Linked DNA regions of Homo sapiens: regions 1 and 3 are each linked to region 2. A link is a contact called in ENCODE Hi-C or POLR2A ChIA-PET data. All regions are on one chromosome and are shown on one strand. The core of a region is the stretch at or near the end of the contact, and the rest is flanking DNA. Distances in the headings are between cores, read along the strand shown. Region 1 has its middle 32 kb from the start of ABR-AS1. Region 2 has its middle 58 kb from the start of YWHAE. Region 3 overlaps SLC43A2 (solute carrier family 43 member 2).

Evidence for each region. Hi-C counts contacts between places; a loop is a spot of excess contacts on that map. ChIA-PET counts read pairs that join two places held with the same protein, here RNA polymerase II (POLR2A). Pooled maps may share reads with other maps.
Region 1: a pooled map shows a loop between it and region 2 (2.2-fold over the local background). The contact joins two enhancer-like sites. A Hi-C loop is called at or near these places in 1 of 168 maps with a recorded cell type or tissue (IMR-90) and 2 of 50 pooled maps. POLR2A ChIA-PET finds 5 or more read pairs at or near these places in 3 of 52 experiments (CD4-positive, alpha-beta T cell, activated B cell and activated CD8-positive, alpha-beta memory T cell).
Region 3: a loop to region 2 is called in a pooled map, with 2.3 times the contacts of the local background. The contact joins two enhancer-like sites. A Hi-C loop is called at or near these places in 2 of 50 pooled maps. POLR2A ChIA-PET finds 5 or more read pairs at or near these places in 3 of 52 experiments (AG04449, WTC11 and activated CD8-positive, alpha-beta memory T cell).

The regions. Positions count from the first base shown.
Region 1 is chr17:1,212,286-1,214,985 of GRCh38, reverse strand. It overlaps a transcript of ABR not described here. Among named protein-coding and RNA genes, the nearest start is that of ABR-AS1, 32 kb to the right of the region's middle. Within about 2 kb of position 1,250, at least 5 of the 41 ENCODE cell types and tissues checked have a DNase peak (open chromatin) inside an H3K27ac peak, as active enhancers do.
Region 2 is chr17:1,341,295-1,343,994 of GRCh38, reverse strand. No RefSeq gene overlaps it. Among named protein-coding and RNA genes, the nearest start is that of YWHAE, 58 kb to the left of the region's middle. Within about 2 kb of position 1,399, at least 5 of the 41 ENCODE cell types and tissues checked have a DNase peak (open chromatin) inside an H3K27ac peak, as active enhancers do.
Region 3 is chr17:1,591,621-1,594,320 of GRCh38, reverse strand. SLC43A2 (solute carrier family 43 member 2) reads left to right here. Exons shown (of 14, transcript NM_152346.3): 6 at 1,042-1,134; 7 at 2,622-2,700. Among named protein-coding and RNA genes, the nearest start is that of PITPNA, 30 kb to the right of the region's middle. RefSeq lists an enhancer at 185-686 and a silencer at 2,294-2,459. Within about 2 kb of position 1,345, at least 8 of the 41 ENCODE cell types and tissues checked have a DNase peak (open chromatin) inside an H3K27ac peak, as active enhancers do.

The sequences.
Region 1 (2,700 bases), core at 1-2,500, 130 kb after region 2:
CACCTCCTAAAGTGCTGGGACTATAGGCGTGAGCCACCCCACCTGGTCAAGAGCAATACTTTTTTGGTCTGAGTATTTTATTTGGAGAGAAATAGAACTTGGCCATTGAGCTTATATACACCGAGATAGCTGCCACATTACAGGGAAAAACTATGTACAATCAAATATATATATTTTTTTCTTTGAGGTGGAGTTTCGCTCTTGTTGCCTAGGCTGGAGTGCAGTGGCACGATCTTGGCTCGCTGCAACATCCGCCTCCCAGGTTCAAGCGATTCTCCTGCCTCAGCCTCCCGAGTAGCTGGGATTACAGGCATGTGCCACTACGCCTGGCTAATTTTGTATTTTTAGTAGAGATGGGGTTTCTCCATGTTGGTCAAGCTGGTCTCGAACTCCTGACGTCAGGTGATCTACCTGCCTCAGCCTCCCAAAGTGCTGGGATTACAGGCATGAGCCACTGCACCCGGCCAGGATCAGAATTTTTATATTCAAATCTTAAATCTCTCCTTTATATTCCTTTAAATTGCTATTAACTGTAGATATTCAGCATTGTTAGGGTAATTTAAACTTGTTAAGGAATAATTTAAATATTTTGCCTAAGTCATCCCTGGGGTGGTGGTTACTCATGGAGAGGAAATATATATATATACACACACATCCTAGTATCATAGATTCCAAAAACTGATGAAAGCCAAAATAAATGTTCATTTTAGGTTGAAGGGACCTGAAGTTAGCTTATCTTTAGGTTTAAGGTGGTGGTGGGGGGCGGGGAAGTCCAAGTCCTGTGTAACATTTCACATCTCAGGCCGGGAGCGGTGGCTCATGCCTGTAATCCCAGCACTTTGGGAGCCCGAGGCGGGTGGATCACAAGATCAGGAGTTCGAGACCAGCCTGACCAACATGATGAAACCTCTTCTCTACTAAAAATACAAAATTAGCCGGGCGTGGTGGCGGGCGCCTGTAATCCCAGCTACTCGGGAGGCTGAGGCAGGAGAATCACTTGAACCCGGGAGGCGGAGGATGCAGTGAGCCGAGATTGTGCCATTGCACTCCAGCCTGGGCGATAGGGCGAGACTCGGTCTCAAAAAACAAAAAACAAACCATTTCACATCTCTCCAAAATAGAAACAGCACCTTAGACTGCCTTGTTTTCACAGTTTTGTCGCTTTGGAACCATAGAGTCTGTCATCTTTGAAGAAGTGAAATCACTGTGGGGTTAAGACAGTATCTTTGCACAGTTTGCGTGCAATCTCTGAGAAGCTAGCACAGAAGGACTTAGGAGTTAAGACCGTAACCTTTGGCCGGGCGTGGTGCCTCACGCCTGTAATCCCAGCACTTTCGGAGGCCGAGGCGGGTGAGTCACGAGGTCAGGAGTTTGAGACCAGCCTGACCAACATGGTGAAACCCCGCCTCTACTTAAAAAAATACAAAAATTAGCCGGGCATAGTGGCATGCACCTGTAATCCAAGCTACTCAGGAGGCTGAGGCAGGAGAATGGTGTGGATCTGGGAGGCGGAGGTTGCAGTGAGCCGAGATTGCACCCCTGCACTCCAGCCTGGGGGACAGAGCGAGACTCCGTCTCAAAAAAAAGACTGTGACCTTCAAGCTCTGCAGCCTTAATTCACACCAAATAGTACCTGCTTAGTCACCTAAACTATGGCCACGTCTTCCTGCTCTTTGGATGCCCCTTAGTTTGCTAGTTGGGTCTCAAATCATGGTCTTTAGGTGAATTAATGGCCGGCACAGTGTTTGGGAGAAAAACAGAATCTGCAGCTTCACATCTCATCATTTCCTGGGCTGAGCTGTCTCCCACCCTGAGCATATTACAAAATTAACAGGTTTTAGAAGCTGAAAAGTGGAAATAACCAGCTTTCGTTTCTGGGCTGCAGCTTGTTTAGTGCCACATCTTGGAGAAAGCTCTGTGCGTGGTTAGATGGGTTGACTCTGATTGTCTGCAGCTCCATTCAAGGATTTGTTGGGGGAATTTCACACTCCTTTAGCTGTTTGGTAAAAGGGTGAAAAATTTCTTAAGTCCAAATTCCCATCCCAGATACAGCTTCTCCCCAAGTATCTCTTTATCTCTCTCTCTCTTTTTTTTTTTTAGACAGTGTCTCACTCTGTTGCCCAGGCTGGAGTGAAGTGGAGAGATTTTGGCTCACTGCAACCTCCAACTTCTGGGCTCAAGCGATTCTCCTGTCTCAGCCTCCCAAGTAGCTGAGATTACAGGCGTCCGCCACCACACTTGGCTAATTTTGTACTTTTAGTAAAGATGGAGTTTTTCCATGTTGATCAGGCTGGTCTCAAACTCCCGACCTCAGGTGATCTGCTGGCCTCGGCCTCCCAAAGTGCTGGGATTACAGGCGTGAGCCACCATGCCCGGCCAATTTTTGTATTTTTAGTAGAGACGAGGTTTCACCATGTTGGCCAGGCCAGTCTCGAGCTCCTGACCTCAAATGATCCGCCCGCCTCAGCCTCTCAGAGTGCTGGGATTACAGGTGTGAACCACTGTGCCTGGCGTCTCTTTTTGTTTTGTTTTGTTGTTGTTTTTTTTTCTCTTTTGAGACAGTGTCATGGTCTATTGCCCAGGCTGGAGAGCAGTGGCATGATCAGGGCTCACTGCAGCCTCAAACTCCTGTGCTCAAGCGAGCCTCCCACTTCAGCCTCTCAAGTAGCTGGGACCACAGGCATGTACCACCACACCTGG
Region 2 (2,700 bases), core at 150-2,649:
TATGTTAGGCATTCAGATGTGTCTCATTCTGACTGCGTAACATTGATGTACACCTGATTTTGTTAAGACCAGTTTGCTCCTTTTGGGCAGGTGCTGCAGGAAATACCCTTGGAACAGTTTTTGCTTAAATATTTGTATGTATCTGGAAGGTACATTTCTAGATTCCCTGTGTCAGTAAACATTTTTCAGTTGATAAATCCTTCCTCGTCACACTTGTCTTCTAAAATTGGATGTTGAGACTGCAAGTTTACTCTCGGTTTAAAGTGTTAGTAGCAGAGATTTAGGAAATGAACAGATCAGCGATATCCTAGTAGCGTTTAGTGAGTGCTGGCAATGAGAATAAACATGTTTTTGTGAGTTGCTTTTCCGAGAGATAGGGAGACCATTGAATATAATTATATGCTGCTGTTTGGAGCAACCTCCAAGAAGCTTTCAAGTTGATTTGCTCTGTTTCCAGCACACCTGCTACACTTAAAGGTCAAAATCCAAGGAATTCGTCAAGTCTGTTGCAGAGTTTAAAGAAACCACTCGGCTGGGTGCGGTGGCTCACACCTGTAATCCCTGCAATTTGAGAGGCCGAGGCGGGCGGATCACGAGGTCAGGAGATTGAGACCATCCTGGCTAACACGGTGAAACTCCGTCTCTACTAAAAGTACAAAAAATTAGCCAGGCATGGTGGCGCACGCCTGTACTCCCAGCTACTCGGGAGGCTGAGGCAGGAGAATCGCTTGAACCCGGGAGGCAGAGGTTGCAGTGAGCCGAGATCACGCTACTGCACTCCAGCCTGGGCGACAGAGTGAGACTGTCTCAAAAAAAAAAAAAAGGAAAGATCCTTATCAAAAATTGAAAGGCCGGGTGCGGTGGCTCACGCCTGTAATCCCAGCACTTTCGGAGGCCGTGGTGGGTGGATCACGAGGTCAGCAGTTAAGAGACCAGCCTGGACAACATGGGGAAACCCTGTCTCTACTAAAAATACAAAAAAATTAGCCAGGCGTGGTGGCGGGCGACCTTGCTGGGTGTAATTAACATCCAGTGACTTGGGAGGCCTGAGGCAGGACAATCGCTGGAAACTGGAAGGCGGAGCTTGCAGTGAGCCAAGATCGCGCCACTGCACTCTAATCTGGGCAATAAGAGCAGAACTCCGTCTCAAAAAAAAAAAAAAAAAAAAAAAATTGAAAGGGAGCCAGGGAAGCTGCAGAAAGGTGCCGTAGCCCTGTGAGGACGGTGTCACTCCCAGTTCCTGTATTTGTGGGCTGGAAAGGGAATTGCCCCCAAACTTTTCTGGTTTTGATTTGAGTCTTACTTTGAGGATCAGTCGACTTAAGTAGAAGTTTTTAGTTAGTTACAACTTGAATGTAGCTAATATGTGTTTTTAATTACAAATCTCAGTACTTTGCTGCCTTGGAAAACCCAAAGGCTTCCTACAATGTTAGAAGCGACAGTAAGTGGGTTTGTGTACATGCTCTGTTCCGGGTGGGTCCTCAGAACAGCACGTCTGCAAAGTTAAATTTCGGTCCTATAGGAAGATGGGGATGAACTTCCATCACTGAAAGGGGAAACTGGTGGGATAAATGGAGACATTAATTGGCTTCTGTCCCAGACAAATGCCTTGAGCCTTATAAATGAGACCCCAAATTAGCTGCTTCCTGATCCTAGGACAATAGAGGAGAGTGAGGCTTGCTGAAAAAGCGGGATAAAGGTGTGACCCCTGTGTTCTTTTGAAAATTGTAACAAGTAATAGTTCATGGAAAACTGGTGAAATCCTAGAGTGTGTCATTAAAGGAAGCCTTTGTGAGCACTGTGAGAGGAAATGGGAATGCTCCCAGATCCAACCTGGATCAGGAAAACCAAGCCCTGTGTTGTTTTATCCTGTTTCTTTGAGTTCGTAGGATTGTAATAGATACTGTTAATATTTAGCTAACATTGGCCGGGCGCGGTGGCTCACGCCTGTAATCCCAGCACTTTGGGAGGCCGACGTGGGCGGATCACGAGGTCAGGAGATCGAGACCATCCTGGCTGACACGGTGAAATCCCGTCTCTACTAAAAAATACAAAAAATTAGCCGGGTGTGGTGGCGGGCGCCTGTAGTCCCAGCTACTCGGGAGGCTGAGGCCGGAGAATGGCGTGAACCCGGGAGGCGGAGCTTGCAGTGAGCCGAGATCGCAGCACTGCACTCCAGCCTGAGCGACAGAGCGAGATTCTTGTCTCAAAAAAAAAATAATAATAGTTTTGCTAACATTGCGTACCAGCTTTGCACCAGGCACTGTGCTCGTTACTAAGCAATGTCTGGAATCTCACACGTAAGCGCTCAATAATAATCAGGTGAGCCTGCATTGTGCAGATGGGAAAAGCTGAATGGGAAGTAGTTAAGGAACTTGCTGAAAGCTGCATGGCTAATAATTCAAATACAGAATTCAGTTCATCTGTGTCACTGAAGAGTCTCATTAGGCCATACTACCTTTTGCTCTTCATTAAAACTATTTTCTTGAAATACTATATTCCCCCTTATTAATATATTCTAAAGTGATCATTTAAAGTATTTAAACTTTTTTTTTTTTTTTTTTTTTTGGAGACAGAGTCTCTCTCTGTCACCCAGGCTGGAGTGCAGTGGTGCAACCTCGGCTCACTGCAAGCTCCGCCTCCCGGGTTCACACCATTGTCCTGCCTCAGCCTCCAGAGTAGCTGAGACTACAGGCGCCC
Region 3 (2,700 bases), core at 96-2,595, 250 kb before region 2:
GCCTTGAAGTCCTGTTCAGGTGGGCCCCCTCTTGCCCTGTACCCAGAATGAGCTGATGTGAGATGCCGAGAGTGGCTTCGTTGGGAAGAGAGCCCGGACCTTGCTTCCCGTTGGCCTTCCAGGATGCTAACTGCTCGGGCCGAACATCCTGTGGGAAGATAATCCCCTGCTTGTACTGAGAAATTCAGAAGCAGGAGGCCGGGCGCGGTGGCTCACGCCTGTAGTCCCAGCACTTTGGGAGGCCGAGGCGGGCGGATCACTTGAGATCAGCCTGGCCAACATGGTGAAACCCCGTCTCTACTAAAAATACAAAAATTAGCCAGGCATGGTGGCGGGCATCTCTAATCTCGCGACTTGGGAGGCTGAGGCAGGAGAATCACTTGAACCAGGGAGGCGGAGGTTGCAACGAGCCGAGCTCACACCACTGCGCTCCAGCCTGGGGAACAAGAGCAAAACCCCATCTCAAAACAAAGAAAAGAAATTCAGAAGCAGGAATCCTGGGCCAGCTTCATCCTCAGACCGAAGAGAACTGTAGAATTCTGATTGACATCTTCCAAAAACCTACCCTCTCCAAACCAAAAGCAGTTTTTGCTGACATCTGGTCTTTCTGGAATGCTGATATTTTTATTTATAAAATGATGCTATTATCCCCAAATAGATTCTTATTTTTAACAGGCTTTCTCCCTTTGAGGGCTGCCTGAGGCTCATAACTTTGTTCTCTGGCATCTCAGTGTTACCCTGAAAAGACAAGAAGGCTCCTGGGCTCTGCCAGGAGCAGAGAGATAGGGAGGGTTGCCAGCCGGAAAGTCAGACAACTGCTTGTATTCTGCATTACCTCCCTCCTTGGCCCCATCAGCCTCAGTCCATGAAGGAGAAACCTTCAGTGAGCGGTCATTGCCCCTGAACTAATGCCCCTGTGAGTCACACAGGAAGGGGCGCAGGTGAAGAAGGGGCCTCATGGGGCCTAGTTCTCTGTCCCCTCCTCCTCCCCTTCCCTGGTGCATCCTCCCCACTGAGGTTTCTCTGCTTCTTATCTCTCAGCTGCCCAACATGTTCGGCGACCTTCGGTCCACGTTTATTGCCTTGATGATTGGGTCCTACGCCTCCTCGGCAGTCACCTTTCCAGGAATCAAGGTGAGCACGTGTATTTTGCACTGGTGTCTGTGCAGAGGCCTGCTCCAGGCTCCTTCCACCCTCTCTGAAGAGGGAGGCAATTGTGGGCACCCGGGGTGGCCCCTCTCCACCACCCCCACCCGGGCAGGATGCACCTGGGCATCACAGGGGCGACAAATGAAAACCGCGGGGCCTCAGGGGACGGGAATCACGCATGTGGCTGCAGGATCTGCCGCAGGTGCCTTTGCATTTCGGGGCTGGGGCAGGGGAAGGGCGGTGGGTGAGTCTGTTTCCAGTTGTGAGTCTTGCCCCCGTCTCCTCCGTCATCCTGGTCTCCCGCTGCTCCCCTGCTCCCCAACCCCCAGCCTGCTGTTATTGTACCGTTACTCCCCGCCAGCCAAAGCACTGCTCTTGGCCAAGTGTTTCAGCTGTTTCCCTCCTAGGCAGGATTTTGAGCCTGTGGAAGTCACACAGGGTCAGGACGAAGCAAACACCTCACAGTCCATCAGCCCAAGTTCCCCAGACCCTGTGGGTCTGCCAGGGCCCCGTAGGGGCTTCTCCCACCTCTGACCCTCACACTAAGTAAAAGCCCCTTTCCTCGGTGGTGTGTGTGGGAATGCTGTTGGCGAGGAGAGGGGGACACGGTGTGGGCTGGCCACCTGGGCATTGAAGTGGTGGGAGCTGGGACTCTGGGGCCAGCCATCCTATGGACTTGCAGAGATTCTCATGCCCCTGGACTGGGGAGCATCCCGAAAGTTCTTCCTCCTCCTTTTTTTGGGGGGGAACAGGGTCTTGCTCTGTCGCCCAGGTTGGAGTGCAGCAGCACGATCTCGGCTCACTGCAACCTCCACCTCCCAGGTTCAAGTGATTCTCCTGCCTCAGCCTCCCAAGGAGCTAGGATTACAGGTGCCCGCCACCATGCCCGGCTAATTTTTGTATTTTTAGTAGAGATGGGGTTTCACCATGTTGGTCAGGCTGGCCTGGAACTCCTGACCTCATGATCCGCCCACTTTGGCCTCCCAAAGTGCTGGGATTACAGGCGTGAGCCACCATGCCTGGCTTCCTTGAGCATTTCTTTGGCCTCTGCCATGTGAGCTCTCAGAGGCACTGGGGAAGCATCAGTGGACGGGGCTGGCCGGTTCCCGCCTTCAGGGAGCTCCGCTAATACCAGACAAGCCGACGGACCAGGAGCACCGTCCCCTCTGCTGGGCCGATCACTATGAGCCTGCAAGACGTGCCGTGGTCATGGCGGGGCGGTCAGGAAGGCCTCCGAGTCGGGGGGCTAATCACACGCCAGGCCCAGATGACCAGCAGGGCAGGCACGGTGGGAGGACTGGAAGGCGGGTGCCTGATGCCCCAACGCCCAGGCTGGCAGGGCTGTGCCTCTTTGCGCGGCTCAGCACAGGGACAGCAGGGGTGGCCAGACGCCCCTGCCTGCTGCGGCTCTGGCCTCCCCGGGCTAACTCTGCCCCCTCCCCCCCCCACCCCGTCCCCGCGGTGCCTGTCAGCTCATCTATGATGCTGGTGTCTCCTTCATCGTCGTCCTCGTGGTCTGGGCCGGCTGCTCCGGGCTGGTTTTCCTCAACT